Linked DNA regions of Mus musculus: region 2 is linked to region 1. The links are chromatin contacts, found by POLR2A ChIA-PET in ENCODE. All regions are on one chromosome and are shown on one strand. The core of a region is the stretch at or near the end of the contact, and the rest is flanking DNA. Distances in the headings are between cores, read along the strand shown.

The links. ChIA-PET counts read pairs that join two places held with the same protein, here RNA polymerase II (POLR2A).
Region 2: POLR2A ChIA-PET joins it to region 1 with 56 read pairs in Patski. The contact joins the promoter of Sgo2a here to the promoter of Aox1 in region 1. POLR2A ChIA-PET finds 5 or more read pairs at or near these places in 3 of 5 experiments (Patski and embryonic stem cell).

What each region holds. Positions count from the first base shown.
Region 1 is chr1:58,027,104-58,034,991 of GRCm38, forward strand. It overlaps Aox1 (aldehyde oxidase 1), which reads left to right and starts at 2,866. Exons shown (of 35, transcript NM_009676.2): 1 at 2,866-2,955. The coding sequence starts at 2,914.
Region 2 is chr1:57,993,292-58,001,179 of GRCm38, forward strand. Sgo2a (shugoshin 2A) reads left to right here and starts at 2,683. Exons shown (of 9, transcript NM_199007.2): 1 at 2,683-3,021; 2 at 4,805-4,930; 3 at 6,673-6,848. The coding sequence starts at 4,807.

The DNA.
Region 1 (7,888 bases), core at 1,616-4,115:
CTTGTCCCTGCCAGGCAGATGGGTATGAGTGCTGGGACATATGGCAGAGAAAAGTAGGTCGTCTTAAAAAGGAAGCAGGGAGACTAGGGTCCTGTGACCCACTTTGTCCAGCTAGACCCACCTGCCAAAATAAGGCCACCAGCTGGGGAAACCAAATATTGAAAACACAAGCCTGGGGGGGGGCATTCATATCTGAATGATTACACATAATCACTTCATTGCAAGTTAACCACTATTTCACCTGTGATTAGCACAACTGGCAACTGGTTGGCCCTCAGTTTGACAAGTCTGGATAACATAGACTCTTTAAGTCGAGAGAAAAGTTACCACTGCTTAGTGAGTTTGAGATCCTTTTCCTAAGAAGTTAGCCTGCAGTTAGCCATTAACAAAAGTATCTTCTGCTGGATGGAGAACAGGGAGAAATAGCAAAAGGTGTAATTTTAAGACACCAGGCAGCTTCATGTACAGCTCAGCCGTATGAAGTGAAAGCAGGCAAGCCCGGGTTTTTCCTTGGTTACAATTCTCCAGGCTTTTCTGGCTTTTCTTATCTAGTCATGTCCATTTCCTGAGAATGTTTGGTAGTGCTGGCAACAGCGTCTTTGTCTTGTTTCTAAATTCTATGAGAATGCCTCTCCTGAAAAGGATGGTGACTTTTATGACCAGAAAACCTGTACTATAATCGCATTGCAGCATAAACCATTATTATTTTGAGTGGTTTTTGAAGAGTCGAGTGGTACTGACTTTGTCAAGCTGCTTGGCACTGACAGAAATTCGATTAGCACCCAACCAAGAGATAAAAGTCCGTAATCACTGTTCGCAGTACTCTAAAGAACTGAGAAAGCGAGAGGAAGGGAGGGGACCCTGGGGCACCACAGAAGGGACTGCAGGAAGAGAAAGGATGGAATTAAAAAGCGTGAGCCCCAGGCCTCTCCTGTTGCTGGTGTCCATGCCTTCATGGACACTGCTCTGCTACTCTGGAGCCAGCAGGTGCTGCCAGAGTGGCTGCTCTGAGTCCCCACAACCCAGACAATATGGCACATTTTCCTCATTGCCTTCCCTACGTCTAAGACCCTGCGTTGCTGAAGACTAAAGAGGCCTGGCAAGAGAGAAAGATGATTTGCAAAATCCTGGCCTTAAGGCAGAGTAGAGAAGTATGGGTGGGAATCCGAGTAACACTAATAGTGCACGTGTGCACACTCACATACACAATGGTCTAGGAATATTTATCAATGTACTGATATGAAAACAGCTATGGATCCTGAAACCTTGTGTTTTAGCCCTTTGCTTTGAAAAAGACTATCACCGTGTACCTAGGGTGGTTTGAAATAGCTTAATTTTTTAAATATGTATTTTATGTGTATGAATGTTTTGCCTGTGTGTCTGTATGCCTGTGTATGTGTGTGCATATGTGTATATGTACATGCGAATGCATGTGTGTGAGTATATGTGTGTATATATATGGGCATGTGTGTGTATGTGTGTGTGTGTAGGTGTGTGTGGGTGGGGGGGGGAGTAGATGTGTACATGTGCATATGCCAGGGGCCCTGGATCATTAGAAGAAGGAAATGAGATTCCCTGGAACTGGAGTTTCAGAAGACTGTGAATGTTAGGAATTGAATCTGTTAGAAACAAATGCTCTGAGCCACTGAGCCATCTCTAGTTAGTAAGATTTTAGAATGGAGATTATTGGCATCAGGAGAGTAAAAGAATTCTAGCTTTTAATCTGTTCATCTAATCTTTTAATCTCTTCACTATTGCTAAAGCAGAATGCCCCAAACTGGATACTTTATAAAGAAAACAGGTTTGTTCTAGTCCTGGGTCCTGGAAGCTCTTAACCTCTGAGCCATTTCCCCAGATCCTGTCAAACATAAAGTATTTTTCAAAAAAGAAAATGTTTGACAGATATGGAGGCTCACACACACCTTTGATTCCAGCACTCAGGAAGAGGCAGAAGCTGATAGAAGCTGTCAGTTCAAAGCCAGTAAATTCCAAACTAGCCATAGCTTTATAGTGATGCTTACACACACACACACACACACACACACACACACACACACACACACACACACACATACACACACGTTTTCTGTCTACTGGTAAAACACTGTCTGAAATGTGCTTAAGATCCTTGGGAAGCAAGGAGGTGTTAGCCACTTACTGTTAACCACTCCTGGAATTGCTGAGATGTGGTTTCTTCTCCTCTACCTACAAACGGGAAGTTTTCACAATAAAAATGTTGTGTAGTGGTGCATACCTTTAATCTCAGCACTCAAGGGGCAGAGGCAGGTGGAGATCTGTGATTTCGAGGCCAGCCTGGTCTACAAAGAAGAGTTCCAAGACAGCCAGGCTGTTACCCAGAGAAACCCTGTGTGAATGGGTATTGAGGGGTGGGGATGTTGTATTGCATGAATAAAATAACCTAGGGAGATATACTAAGGCCTGGAAAATAATTTGGTCTCATTTGAGACTTGCCAGGTTTTATAAAGTGGATTCTAAAATATAAAGAAAGCCAAAAAGTGAGGTTAAGGGCGCAGGACTCTTGGGAAGTGACTCAGCAGTACAGCCAGGCTGCCTTCCCCCTAAACAAACGAGAGGATTCTGGAAACCACTTCAATAAGCAAGCATTGGCACAGATACTAGAGCAATGACTCAGGACTTCCTGAGGCTGGCCGCCCAGCTACCCCTCTCTCCCATCGATGCCAAAACCCAAAGATTTCAGCTTGTCTCCCACGCTGGCACACTCTGTAGTGTCAGGAGAGTTTTCCCTTTAGGACCTCTGCAGCATTGGCTCTTCCAAAACTTTCTGGGAGGGTGGAGACTTAGAAGCACAGACAAGCCCCGCCCTGTAGCCTCGGGCAATTTATTCTCTGCAAGGACTGGCGCTGCTAGGGACCTGCTAGGGACCTCGGAGTCATGGACCCCATTCAGCTGCTCTTCTACGTGAATGGCCAGAAGGTGAGAGCCCGCGGGTAGGCAGACTCCTGCACCACCCCGGACCCCAGTTCTGGGCCCTATCCCAGCCTGCGCCCTGCTTTCGCTGAAACCTTAGCATGGGGTCTCATTGGGTCCTCAGCATAGGAATCTGCATTATAAAACTCAAAGGAGATCAGATTATTTTTCAGACCTTTCGCATCACGACCAGCGCATGGAAGACTAAGAATTTCAGAATGTCTGAATCCCAGGGCCTCTCCCTTCCGGACGGGGAGCATCCAGACCTTCCCTCCCTTAAAGCCTCCGGCTGATAAGATCTTCCAGCACAATTAAATAAGTAGCCTCAAGTCTCTGCTTGTCTGGGTGAGCAATACCCAGCTTTAACAGGGCCACAGAGGTGCACTGGTTCTAGCTACTCTGTGATTTTTCAACTTGGTGAAGCCAAAGCAAGTTCCTGGCACAGCACAGCTTGCCAGAATCAGGGGCTCCTGCCGAGTGTGGCATTTTGTTTTATTTGTGTGTGTGCCTTGGCTCTGAAGACTTTTATGGCGGCTCCAGGCAAATCCTGTTGCTTGGGGACAGCAAAGCCTCTGGGCATCGTTTAAAGCAGCCGTCTGGGCAGTGGCCCAGCTCATCTGGAGTGTTCTCTGTGTAAACTGATAGCACTTTGAGTGGGGGGTGGAGAGCTGCTGTCCACAATGTCAGTTCCGCCCTTTGGATCCCGCTGTGTTCCCTGTGTCTGGCTAGGGACAGCCAGAGCCCTTGTTCTAGCTGGCACTGGCTGACCAACTGGAAGCCAAGGAAGGTTTAGCGCCAACCAGACCTTTCCTGTGTGAGGACTCTTCGGAGGCTATGAAGTTGAGTCACACTGCTGTAGTTTTGTAATGTGTTTTCTTCCTTGAAGAACAGGGTCTCCCAAATCATAGAAGCCCCCATTTAAAAAAAAAAAAAACCTTTATGAGTCCCTGCTTCATGGCCCTGAAGCGGGATAGATGGATCCTTAAATAGATGAAACCCATTAGCTGTCCCCCCATCTCCCCACAGGACTACCATGAAGGTGAACTAGAATAATGGGTGAAATGGCTGCCCTGTTCCTTCCGTTTCCTTTTGCATAACAGAAAAAGCTGGAGTGTATTCTGTCCTTACTAAACGAACGGAATCCATTGCCGCTCACTGGAGCCTCACTGCCTCTTGGAGGCAGACTCCAAGGCTACTAACAGGCCAACACTACTTATTGCGAAAAGAGCAATCATGAATATCCATTGTGTGTTTTCATGAACATCCTAACAGATACTAAGCTATGTTTAAGCTTATGGGATATAGCAAACCACAGAAAGGATGCGACCCCTGCTGGTGAGGGGTTGACACTGCTACACTGCTGGGGAAACAGCCAACAGGCATATAAATAAATGGAGAGAGTGTGGTGTCAAGCAGCGGCAGGTGCTGGCATGAAAACGGAGTGATGAGCAGAAACTGATGGGGTGGATGGAGGGGATGCGTTGACCTTTCAGATCAGGGGGCATTGGAGCAGTGTCTGGGATGAAGTAGGACCCAGTCAAGCGCGTGCACACAGACACATACACACAAACCACATATAGACATATATGTATACAAATGCACACACACAAACACTCACATATGTATATGTGTATACAAATACACACACACACACATATATGTGAAAGGAATTTCAGGTAGAGATATCCAGGTGCAAAGGTCCTGGAGCAGAAGAATGTTTGTTTACATATGATGGGAATAGATTGCTAGGGCTGGAGGTGTGGTCAGGAGCCAGGGTACAGCTTTATAAATGATGCTAAGAGTCTAAAGCAAGACAGCAGCCATGTTGAGTCTGAGGTCTCCTCCCTCCTCCCCCTCATCCTCCCTCTCCTGCTTCCAAACAGCAGGGTTCTTAACAAGCACACAACTTTGTGCTGCACTGATTTTGAAGACTAAATAAGTCCTTTTTTACCCGAAGCTCACCTTACCTCTTTCAGTCCCACTGTTAGCAATGCTGGACCTCCAGGTTCCTCGAACTGAGTCCTGGGACCAAATGTTCTGTGAACACCCTAGAAATACTTTGATTTTATGTTTTCCATTTACATGTTTCTTCGTTTATTCATTCATTCACTTTATATTTATTTGTTTGTTTATTCATTCATTCATTCACTTTATATCCTGACCATAGCACCCCCATCCTAGTCCCTCACCCGGGGGTACCAACCCACCCTGGCACCTGAAGTCACTCACTGCTGGGCTAGGAACATTCTCTCCCACTAAGACAGCCCAGTTAGGGGAATGAGATCCATAGACAGGAAACAGATTTAGGGACAGTTCCCACTCCAGTTAGGGGACCCGCACAAAGAACAAGCTGTATGCTCTTTGGTTGGTGGTTCCGTCTCTGAGAGCATGCAAGGGTCCAGGATAGTTGTCTCTGTTGGTCTTCTTGTGGAGTTCTTATACTCCCTGGGTTCTTCAATCCTTCCTCCAACTCTTCTATAAGACTTTACATGCTCTGCCTAATGTTTGGCTGTGGGTCTCTGCATCTGTTTCAGTCAGCTGCTGGGTGGAGCCTCTCAGAGGACAGTCATGCTAGGTTCCTGTCTGCAAGCATCACAGATTATCATTAATAGTGTCAGAGATTGGTTTTTTTCCCATGGGATGGGTCTCAAGTTGGGCCATTCATTGACCATTTTCTTAGTCCCTGTTCGTTCCATCTTTTGACCCCTCCCCTGCAAACTAGCAAACCAAAAAAAACCATGTCAGCTTTGTGTCCCTCTCTAGTGAAGCGTGTGTCCAGCTCGGGCAAGCAAGCTTCACTGCTACTTGCTATATGGATAGAAGCAGAGAGCAAGGAGCTGTTTGAGAGGCATGAGAAGCCACTAGAGAGAACAGCCCCGTGAAAGGCCAGACTTCTGCCTTTGCAGGGACTCCTGGAAGACCTTCACTGTGCTCTGGTGACCTGCACAGCAGGTCTCTGGCTTTTTCTTTTCATTCTGCATAAGAGGAACCCTGAATGTAAATGTAATGAAAGTTAAAAGTCCCTACATTGCTGTTGCCTGTGTCCTGGCCCACCCTACCTGCCCTTGGGGGTTGGAGGTGAGGTGGCTCAGAATAGTAGTCACAGAGTCCAGAAGGAGGTGAGACTAACGCAGCTGCAAGCTCCTTTAATACCCTCCACCCGTACCCCATTGGTCCCAAGAAAGCATCTCTTCTAAACAGCGCTTTCTGACTGGCTGGCATTGTCTGCATAGCAATCCTTGGTCTCTCAGGCAGTCTTCAATTAGGTCCTCCTGCAGAAGATGCCTTTTCAGCTGGGTGGCCCCAGGCATTTATGCAAAGGTAGCCTCTCTGTTCCCCCTATACACTGTCTAAGTGACATGAGTCAGCTCACAAGGAGTGAGCTGGCAGGGGGTAAAGGGGACATTCATGAAAGACATGTTGCCAAAGAGTTTTAAGTTCTTAAACGCAAGGACTCTGGTATTAATTCACTGAAGGCCCGCCCTTTTGTTTCCTCTTCAAGAAATCTTAGTTTCAGGGTGGAAGAGAGGATCATTTTAATAATCGTGGCTGGTTCAGGAATCCTGCAGCTGGCATGGTGTTGTTTTAACAAAATGTCAATCGTTCAATTTTACCAATGAAGACTAAGGAACTAGATGCTGGGGTGAAAGCCTGCTAGCTCAGAGAGGCAGAGAGTGCACCCAGCTGACCTTCCTCCTCAGCCAGAAGTCCCAAAAGGCAGAAGCCTTCTTTTCCATACCACCTAAAACTCCCTCAAACTGAATGTCCCTCCCTTCCACTTCCTGTGTGTCTGTCTGTCTTCCTGACTTCCTCTTACTCTCTTTGGTTTTCTCTATGTTCACTTGCTGTCACTGGTCGCTTGCTCCTGCTCTTGACCTATTGTTGGCTTTATTTGCTCCTGTATACAGTATTCAAGCAGAAAGCTCTTGAATTAAAAGTGTGTGCTAGGAATGAGCCATACAACAACTAGAAAGAGGTTTGGTTTTTGTTTGTTTGTTTGTTTGTTTGTTTGTTTTCCCAGTAAATCACTCAGTCTTGTGGTTTACAATGTGATCAAATAGCCTGAGACATTTCCTCTTTTTGTTTAAATAAAAAGGAAAAATTTTAACTCTAGCCCAGTATTTACAATAATGAAGCTATTCCTACCAAGCTTCCCACAGTGGCCATCTTGATTGTATTTGGCAGTTTTAGGGTTAAGTATTTTGAGTTCAAAGTTATGTACAGTGCCCATGTCATTTTCCTATGAACTCAGCAATTTAAATGTCCTGAGCAGTTTGTAGTCTGAACCTGGTCTTTGAGTGGTGTCAATCATGGCTAAGCAGAACACAGCCGTCAGCCCAAAGGTGCCTGCTGTTTGTGCAGAACCTATCGGCAGAAGAGGCATGAGGCAGCTTTTTCCAGTGGTTTCCACAATCCTGGTGGATTACTCACTGCAGGGCCCCGTTAATTCTTGGGGATCTCAACGGTTAGTGTTAGGAATGGTCACGGTTTATTGTAGAAAACATAAACATTCAAAACCTTTCAGATCTCCAAAACGTTTGAGGCACAATCTATTAATCATGTCCAAAATACTCAAACTTTGCTCCTAAATTGTCACCTGCTTCAAACCCAAACTGAAAACATATACAGGAAACTAGATGAAACTTATTTCTAGAATCATGACTGTTCTGACTATTAGTATCATGACAGGAAGTTTACATATACATAATAACATTATAGATTTTGAGATATTTATACTTTAAGAAAAGTTTTAAAGAGTTAAAACCAAAAGTGTTGGGGTCTAGGAGTTACCTCACAAACCACACAGACACTGATCTCAGACAGACAAGGGTAGTTTACTGAACATATACCCCAGGAGTGATTCAACAGGCTACTGATCTCAGACAGATAAGGGTAGTTTATTGAACATATACCCCAGGAGTGATTCAACAGGCTACTG
Region 2 (7,888 bases), core at 1,433-3,932, 34 kb before region 1:
ATGTAATCTTAATGCAGTTTTAATTTATTTTCCCCTGATGTCTAAGGATGTTGACCTGTTTTCACACTGATGGCTATTTATGCTTTATTGTTTTAAAAAGGGAAGAAGGACAAGCTGTATTACAGAGCAATAGAGATAAAAACTGCATGGTATTGGTATAGAGACAGGCAGGTAGATCAATGGAATAGAATTGAAAACCCAGAAATGAGCCCACACACCTATGGTCACTTGATCTTTGACAAACAAGCTAAAACCATCCAGTGGGAAAAAGACAGCATTTTCAACAAATTGTGCTGGTTCAACTGGCAGACAGCATGTAGAAGAATGCAAATCAATTCATTCTTGTCTCCTTGTACAAAGCTCAAGTCCAAATGGATCAAGGACCTCCACACCTCCATATGACACCAGATACACTAAATCTGGTGTCTACTAAAAGAAAAAGTGGGGAAGAGCCTTGAACACATGGGTACAGGGGAAGTTTTCCTGAGCAGAACACCAATGGCTTATGCTCTAAGATCAACTATAGACAAATGGGACTCATAAAATTGTAAAGCTTCAGCCAGGCAGTGGTGGCAAACGCCTTTAATCCCAGCACTTGGGAGGCAGAGGCAAGCAGATTTCTGAGTTCGAGGCCAGCCTTGTCTACTGAGTGAGCTTCAGGACAGCCAGGGCTATACAGAGAAAGCCTGTCTTGGGGGGGAAAAAAAAGAAAAAAATTGCAAAGCTTCTGTGAGGCAAAGGACATTGTCAATAGGTCAAAATGGCAACCAACAGATTGGGAAAAGATCTTTACCAACCCTACATCCAATAGAGGGCTAATATCCAATATGTACAAAGAACTCAAGAAGTTAGACTCCAGAGAACTAAACAAAAAATTCTCAACTGAGGAATAACGAATGGGTGAGAAGCACCTAAAGAAATGTTCAACATCCTTAGTCATCAGGGAAATGCAAATCAAAACAACCCTAAGGTTCCACCCCACAGCAGTCAGAATGGCTAAGATTAAAAACTCAGGTGACAGCAGATGCTGGTGAGGATGTGGAGAAAGAGGAACACTTCTCCTTGTTGGTAGGATTGCGAGCTGGTACAAGCACTTTGGAAATCAGTCTGGCAGTTCCTCAGAAAATTGGACATAGTACTACCTGAAGACCCAGCTATACCACTCCTGGGTATATACCCAGAAGATGCTCTAACACATAAGATGCTCCACTATGTTCATATATATATATTATGATATATCTGTACACACATATGTATAATATTATGATATATTATATGTAATATTATAATGTATATCATAATATAATAATAGCCAGAAGCTGGAAAGAACCCAGATGTCTTTCAACCGAGGAACAGAAAATGTGGTACATTTCTACAACAGAGCACTACTCAGCTATTTAAAAACAATGACTTCATGAAATTCTTAGACAAATGGATGGAACTAGAAAACCTGAGTGAGGTAACCCAGTCACAAAAGATCACACATGGTACACACTCACTGACAAGTAGATATTAGCCCAGAAGCTCAGAATACCCAAGATACAATTCACAGACCACATGAAGCTCAAGAAGAAGGAAGACCAAAGTGCTCCAGTGCTTCTTAGCAGGGGAAACAGGCTACTCACAGGAGGAAATACAGAGGCAAAGTGTGGAGCAGAGAATGAAGGAAAGGCCATCCAGAGACTGCCCCACCTAGGGATGACAAGGTTCTTTTTAAAAGATTTATTATTTTATATGTATATTTTGCCCGAATGTACGCATGCATGTATGTATGTACACCATATGCATATCTGGTGCCTGCAGAGGCCAGAAGAGGACATAAGATTCCCCAGAATTGGAGTTACAGATGGCTGTGAGCCACCATGTGAGTGCTGATAACTAAACCTGGGTCCTTTGCAACAAATGCTCATGACCTCTAAATGCCATATTTGTAGTATTTATTTATTTATTTAGGTTTTTCAAGACAGGGTTTCTCTGTGTAGCCCTGGCTGTCCTGGAACTCACTCTGTAGACAAGACTGGCCTCGAACTCAGAAATTTGCCTGCCTCTGCCTCCCAAGTGCTGGTATTAAAGGTTCCCAAGTGCTGGTATTAAAGGTATGCACCATCACTGCCTGGCTTCTATTTGTATTTTTAATATGATGGAACAGAGCAGTTTTTTAAAATATCGTTTCTCGAAATTCTACATATATATATTATTATTAACCTTTTGTAAAAAGAACCAAACTGACTTGAAAAATAAGACTAACACATTTTAAAATATAGTTGAAATAGTTTAAAATGCCACTCTGTGTACTCTGCTAAAATGGAGTATCATTGCAGCACTTCCAAGTGCAAAATTGAGAAAGGCTTTTAAGTGAAGTGTAAAGAAGCAAGGATCACAATTGGAAGGCAAGAATGCAGAAACTGGATGCAGACAAATAATCACACAGTGAACAACACAAAGCCCTGCGAAGGACTAGAGGTGCCTGCCAACCCTCAGAGTGTCCCTTTATCCGTGGTGAATGGCCCTCTCTGTCAGGGCTGGTGGAAATGGCTACCAGAAGCTCAGAGAGGCAAGGAGAACCTTTTCACGCTCGCTGCAGCCCGCCCGGCTCACCCAGCCACGCCCACTCGACCCTCTCCAGTACGTCCCGCCCCTTCCGTCTTCCACTTCCGGGTGGCAGCGCATCTTTGCGCCGCCTTCTCGGAATCTGATTGGCTGGAGCATAAACGCTAACTGCCGCGCAGTTTAAACCTGAATCCTGGTCTTCGCGGATTGTCGCGCTTCCCTGGCAAGTGTGGGCACCCACAGCTGAAGGGGTCGCTGGTAGGCGTGGACGAGGCCAGCGCGGCCAGCAAGGCCTGCGAAGCCGGAACCCTTCTCGGTAGCCACTCCTGGCGCCTCAGTCCTCGCCGCCGCGCGTCGGCTTGCAGGGCCGGGACGCGGAGCCGGGACGCGGAGCCGCCTTCGGATCGGGGCGGTAACCTCTGTTCTGACTTTGAGCTCCCAGCTGGGCGAGGGGTCGCCACTAGTTTTCAGGTCAGTACCTGGAGGGAAAGGGATCTAGGTCCTTGTGACCAGGTCTGAAACGGCTGCTTTCGTGTAGGTAAGGATGCACCTACACGCATCTCCAGGGTAGGGCTTCTGCCAGGCTTGTTTCGAACAGAGAACTAATAGCTTGGCCGGGATCTGGGTATTGGGAGCTGACACTTAGAAATGGAGATGTGCTATATGCTAGGGCGTGGCATGGGGGTCCACAGGAGGGAGGAAAGCAGGGTGTGTCATCAGGATCTGTTTATTCCCGCCCCCCTCAGAAGTGGGATCAAAGAATGAGAAGAGGTCACAGTAGAAGGTCTGCCACAGGGCTGTGGATGAGACGGGGGATTGGACTGGAGGGAAAGTTGAAGATCTGCAGCTAGCCTCCTTGTTTCCCTGCTCAGATTGTGAGGTGAAAACCTGCAATTAGCCTACCAGCTTCCCTGCGGTTTTATGGTTTGTTTGTTTGTTTTTGGTGGGGGGGGGGGGCGAAACTTTAGAACAGTTGAACTTTACTGTTGAAACGTTCCTAGTGAACTTCCTCCCCGTTGCAGAAATTCGCCCCCCGCCCCCAACCATCTTCTCGGTCATTTGCTTAACAGCTTTCCACATCTGCTCAATGCTTTCAAACATGACCATTTCAACATTGGGCAGATTTTTTTTCTACTGAGAAGTTCTTTCATGTGTTCATATATATTTCTATTAGAAATGTTTATCCAAGGAGCTGCTATGTGCCAGGCACTAAGAGTTCAGCAGAAAACACATTTAATAGAAACTTCTGCCTGTCAGCATTACCCTAATCTCTGCTCTTCTCCGTGAAGATGTTTGTGATGGCGTTAGGGATGCCTAGATAAATAAGAATCTTTTCATTGGATCCTTATACTAGATCTGCAGACTATGTATAGATTGAGAATTGCAGGTACCTGACTAGGTCACTTTGTAGCCTACTATAGGACCGCTTCCGGGTTGGGAAGAGTTGGAGGGCAGTTAGGGTGAGGAAGGTAAAGATAATGAGGAATCTTGTGGAATCTAGGGATTTTTGTGATGGACATAAAAGGAACACTGAGATTGTTCTGTGGACTCAGAGCAAGGAGCAGAGTGGCTTGTGGCGGGAATATAGGTTTGGGGCGTTGACCCCATTCGAGCACATAGCCCAGCATCGCCACCTGCACCTCAGTGAAGCTTTTTCTGATCTGTTTTCTCTGCCCAGTTAGCATTAGCACTTCTTTAATGTCTTGTGTGTTAAAGTCATTGTTCTTGTCATACTAATTATTTATTTCCAATTCTATTACATTGTTAACCAGTGTAGACCATAAATCTAGACTTAAGCTTGTAATTTCCTCTCTTTCCAAGCCCTCTTCCGCCCCTTGAGTGAGTCATTTCTTTTGTGCTTCCATGAAGGTCCACTTGCCTATCTAAGGTTATACTTTTGCATAGTAACAACAGTGTCTGTGTCACACTGGACTTTTCTTTCCATGACAGCAGGGACCCTATCCTGTCTTCTGCTGGTAGCCCATTGTGTCCACTAGGCATGGTGATATAATATAGGTTTGAATAGAAAAACAAAAGTATTTACCTTTTTGGAATTCACTAATTCTCCTGATTCTCTAAGTTCGTATTTTAAGATCTTTATGTAAAGGGCTTTGCAAATACATTATGTCGACAGTGTATTGTAAGTCATGGTGGTTGGGCTTTGGAATGGATCGTTACCAGTTTTTTTCTCTTATCACTCAGTACTATGCTGGTCTCCCACCCCACCCCATCTTTTCTTTTCCTTTCACTTCAGAAATGGAGTACCCAGGGATAAAAGTTGACACTGTTACCTCTGGAATTCAGAGACGAGTGAAGGGCAGAATTGCAAAGACAAATTTGAATGTTTCTCTTGCTTCAAAGATCAAAGCAAAAATATTAAGTAAGTACCTACCTTATTTTAGCAAATATAGAAAACTACTAAAATGACTACTTTGTTAGCTGGTACTTTTTCTGTTTGCTCTTTCCTCTCTGTGGCTCTCAGCTATTCTGCTGAATGGTTTTGCAATCTGCCCTTGGCCTGCCCCCAGGCAGCTACCTCTTCTCATGCAAAGACAATACCAATGTGGTTTCTCAAGAAAAGAGCTACAGAGAGTAAAAGATTTGCTTTGCATTCATTCTGTGGCAGTCAGGTGATAAGTCACGTAGACGTGCTTGGCCAAGATCAGGTGTGGTAGTACATGATTTTATATAGGCCAGAGTTCACCAAGAAAGCACTATGCACTTTGGAAATGAGATTTTATGAATCCTGGCAATAAGGCGTTAGGAAGGCAAGCAGACAACAAAAACAAAAACAACATAAATAAATAAAAACCCATGAAGATGGGAAACTTCCTAGGATAAACTTTTATTGTTCCCAAAAATTATCTCAATGGTTTATGCCCATGTTGGCTACACTGGGAAATGTACTGTCTGTCTGCTGATGTCACACCCATGACTTACACTGAGCCAAAATGTTTTAAGTATCTTTAAGTCAGGACGTTGCTCCTTCCGGGATCTGTAGGTAAATCTGAATTAGCCAGCTTTCTACAATGGTTATTTCCTGCTTCATTCGTCAGGACCTTTTGGAAAACAACAGGTTATTTTTAGCTTTTGGATGTCCTAACTGGTTGTGGTCTGTTTCTATTGGGTATGCCAAGGAGAGCCAAGTGAAACTATTCTCTACCAAATATGAAGTCCTGGTATGGTTCGTTTGTTCGTTCTTTCTTTCTTTCTTTCTTTCTTCTTTTTGCATTTTTAATTATTACTTTTTTTTTTACAGTCCAGCTGTTGCCCTACTGTTCTTTCTTTTTTTAGATGCCCAAAATGTTTTTCTGAACATCTAAAAAGGTTATATTTAACAAAACTTATTTTAATATGATATATTAGCACATGCCTATAATTTCAGCACTCAGGAGACCAAGACAATTGTGTGTGTTACTGTGGAGTAAGTATGTTATTGGCATGTAGTAGAATCTAAAATTCAAATTATGAAAATATAATTATGATTTAATCATACTAAAGGAACATAGGACTTTTAAGGTGAATTTAATCCTTAACTCCTCACTGAAATGTCTTTGCTACCGTTTCAGTAACAATTTAAATCATAGTAACATAGATTGCAGTCAGTTACTACAAAAGGTCTACTCATTTGGGTAGAGTTGACGCTTCCACAGGTCCTAGACAATTAGTCCTTTCATTTGAAGTTTAAGAAATGGCATTTGGGAGCATAGCAATTTTATTGAGTTGTGGAGACCCAGAAACTTGTGCAAACATTTCAGATTGGCTGCCCTAGCTCCTGTGGGTCTCCAGCTAGCGAGAGCTGTGGGGGTCATCTTCCGCCTTGCCTCTAGTCAAGGTGGCAGGGCGAGGCTGCTCTCTGCAGGGCTCCTCTCAGAGCAGTCCCAGCTGCTTCTCTTCTCAGCCTCTGTCTGCTCTCTAGCTTGTCTGTCTCCAGCTTCAAAACCTGGGCACGTTTATTTTCTCTAAAACTGTGTTTGTATTGGCATTCATTTCCAACTGTGACTTGATATCTATAAAGTAAACTACATTTTTTCTGAAATAATTTTACTAAGGAATGTGAGATTTTATTAAAGAATTATAAGGTATAAGTTGAGTGTTAACTTTTTAAAAATATTTTTGCAGACAATTCTTCTATTTTCAAGATCTCTCTAAAGCACAACAACAGAGCATTAGCGCGGGCCCTTAGTAAAGAGAAAGAGAATTCTCGAAGAATTACTACCGAAAAGATGCAATTACAGAAAGAAGTAGAGAAACTGAATTTTGAGAATACCTTTCTTCGCTTAAAGTTAAATACCTTGGTATGGAAATTGTATTGTTTTGGACTCTCCATTTAAATGGAATCTTTTTTTTTTTTTTTTTTTTTTTTTTTGGTTTTTCAAGACAAGGTTTCTCTGTGTAGCCCTGGCTGTCCTGGAGCTCACTTTGTAGACCAGGGTGGCCTCGAACTCAGAAATCCACCTGCCTCTGCCTCCCAAGTGCTGGGATTAAAGGCGTGTGCCACCACGCCCGGCTAAAATGGAATCTTTTAACTACATTACTATAGAAACTCTAAAAATGTTTTTTAAATTTCAGTTATGTAGAGAATGCTGTGTAAGTCTATACTAAAGGATAGACACCTCTTGGTGATAGAACAGACATCTTGAATCCTGCTCTAAATGCATGCTGTGTGTACCATAAACCAGTTTAACACCATGATCATCATTTGGTTGCTCACCATAAGCAAAAACTTGGCCCACTCATACATTTTTAAATGGTGAGTGTAACTCCTCTGAATAATTGAAAGAGTCCGCACAATATTTCTGTTCTCCTTTAATCTTGCATTTCTTTGGCTACAAGCCAAATAGAATTGAGGAGGTTGTCCTTTCTTTGTAGTTTTAGGTCTAAAATGAGTCGAAATTGGTTTAAAATGGAAAAGATGGCCTGTAATACTTTGATGATTTAATTTGTATTACTGACTATGTTTTTTTTCCATGTAATATATGGTTATGTGAAAACAAAAATATCAGAAAATTAGTGACTAGTGTCAAATGTTGAGTGTATCTGTGTGTTCATGGCTGTTCTGACAGAATATTAATGTAGCTTTTGAGCTTAATGTGGTCTCAGTTGAAAACACTAACCAGGCATGATTTCATGTCTGTAATCCCAGTAGTTAGAAGCTGAGGCAAGAGGCTTGCCACCAGCGCACAGCCAGTCTCCACTGTGGAGTTAGTCCTAGGCTGCCTTGGGTTACAGTGTGAGAACTCGCCTCAAAAAATGAGGCTAGAATCAAAAAAAAATGCTTACTTTGAGTCTTCTTACACTGCTGCTATCTGTAAATGTATCGTCATAACCAATCTCA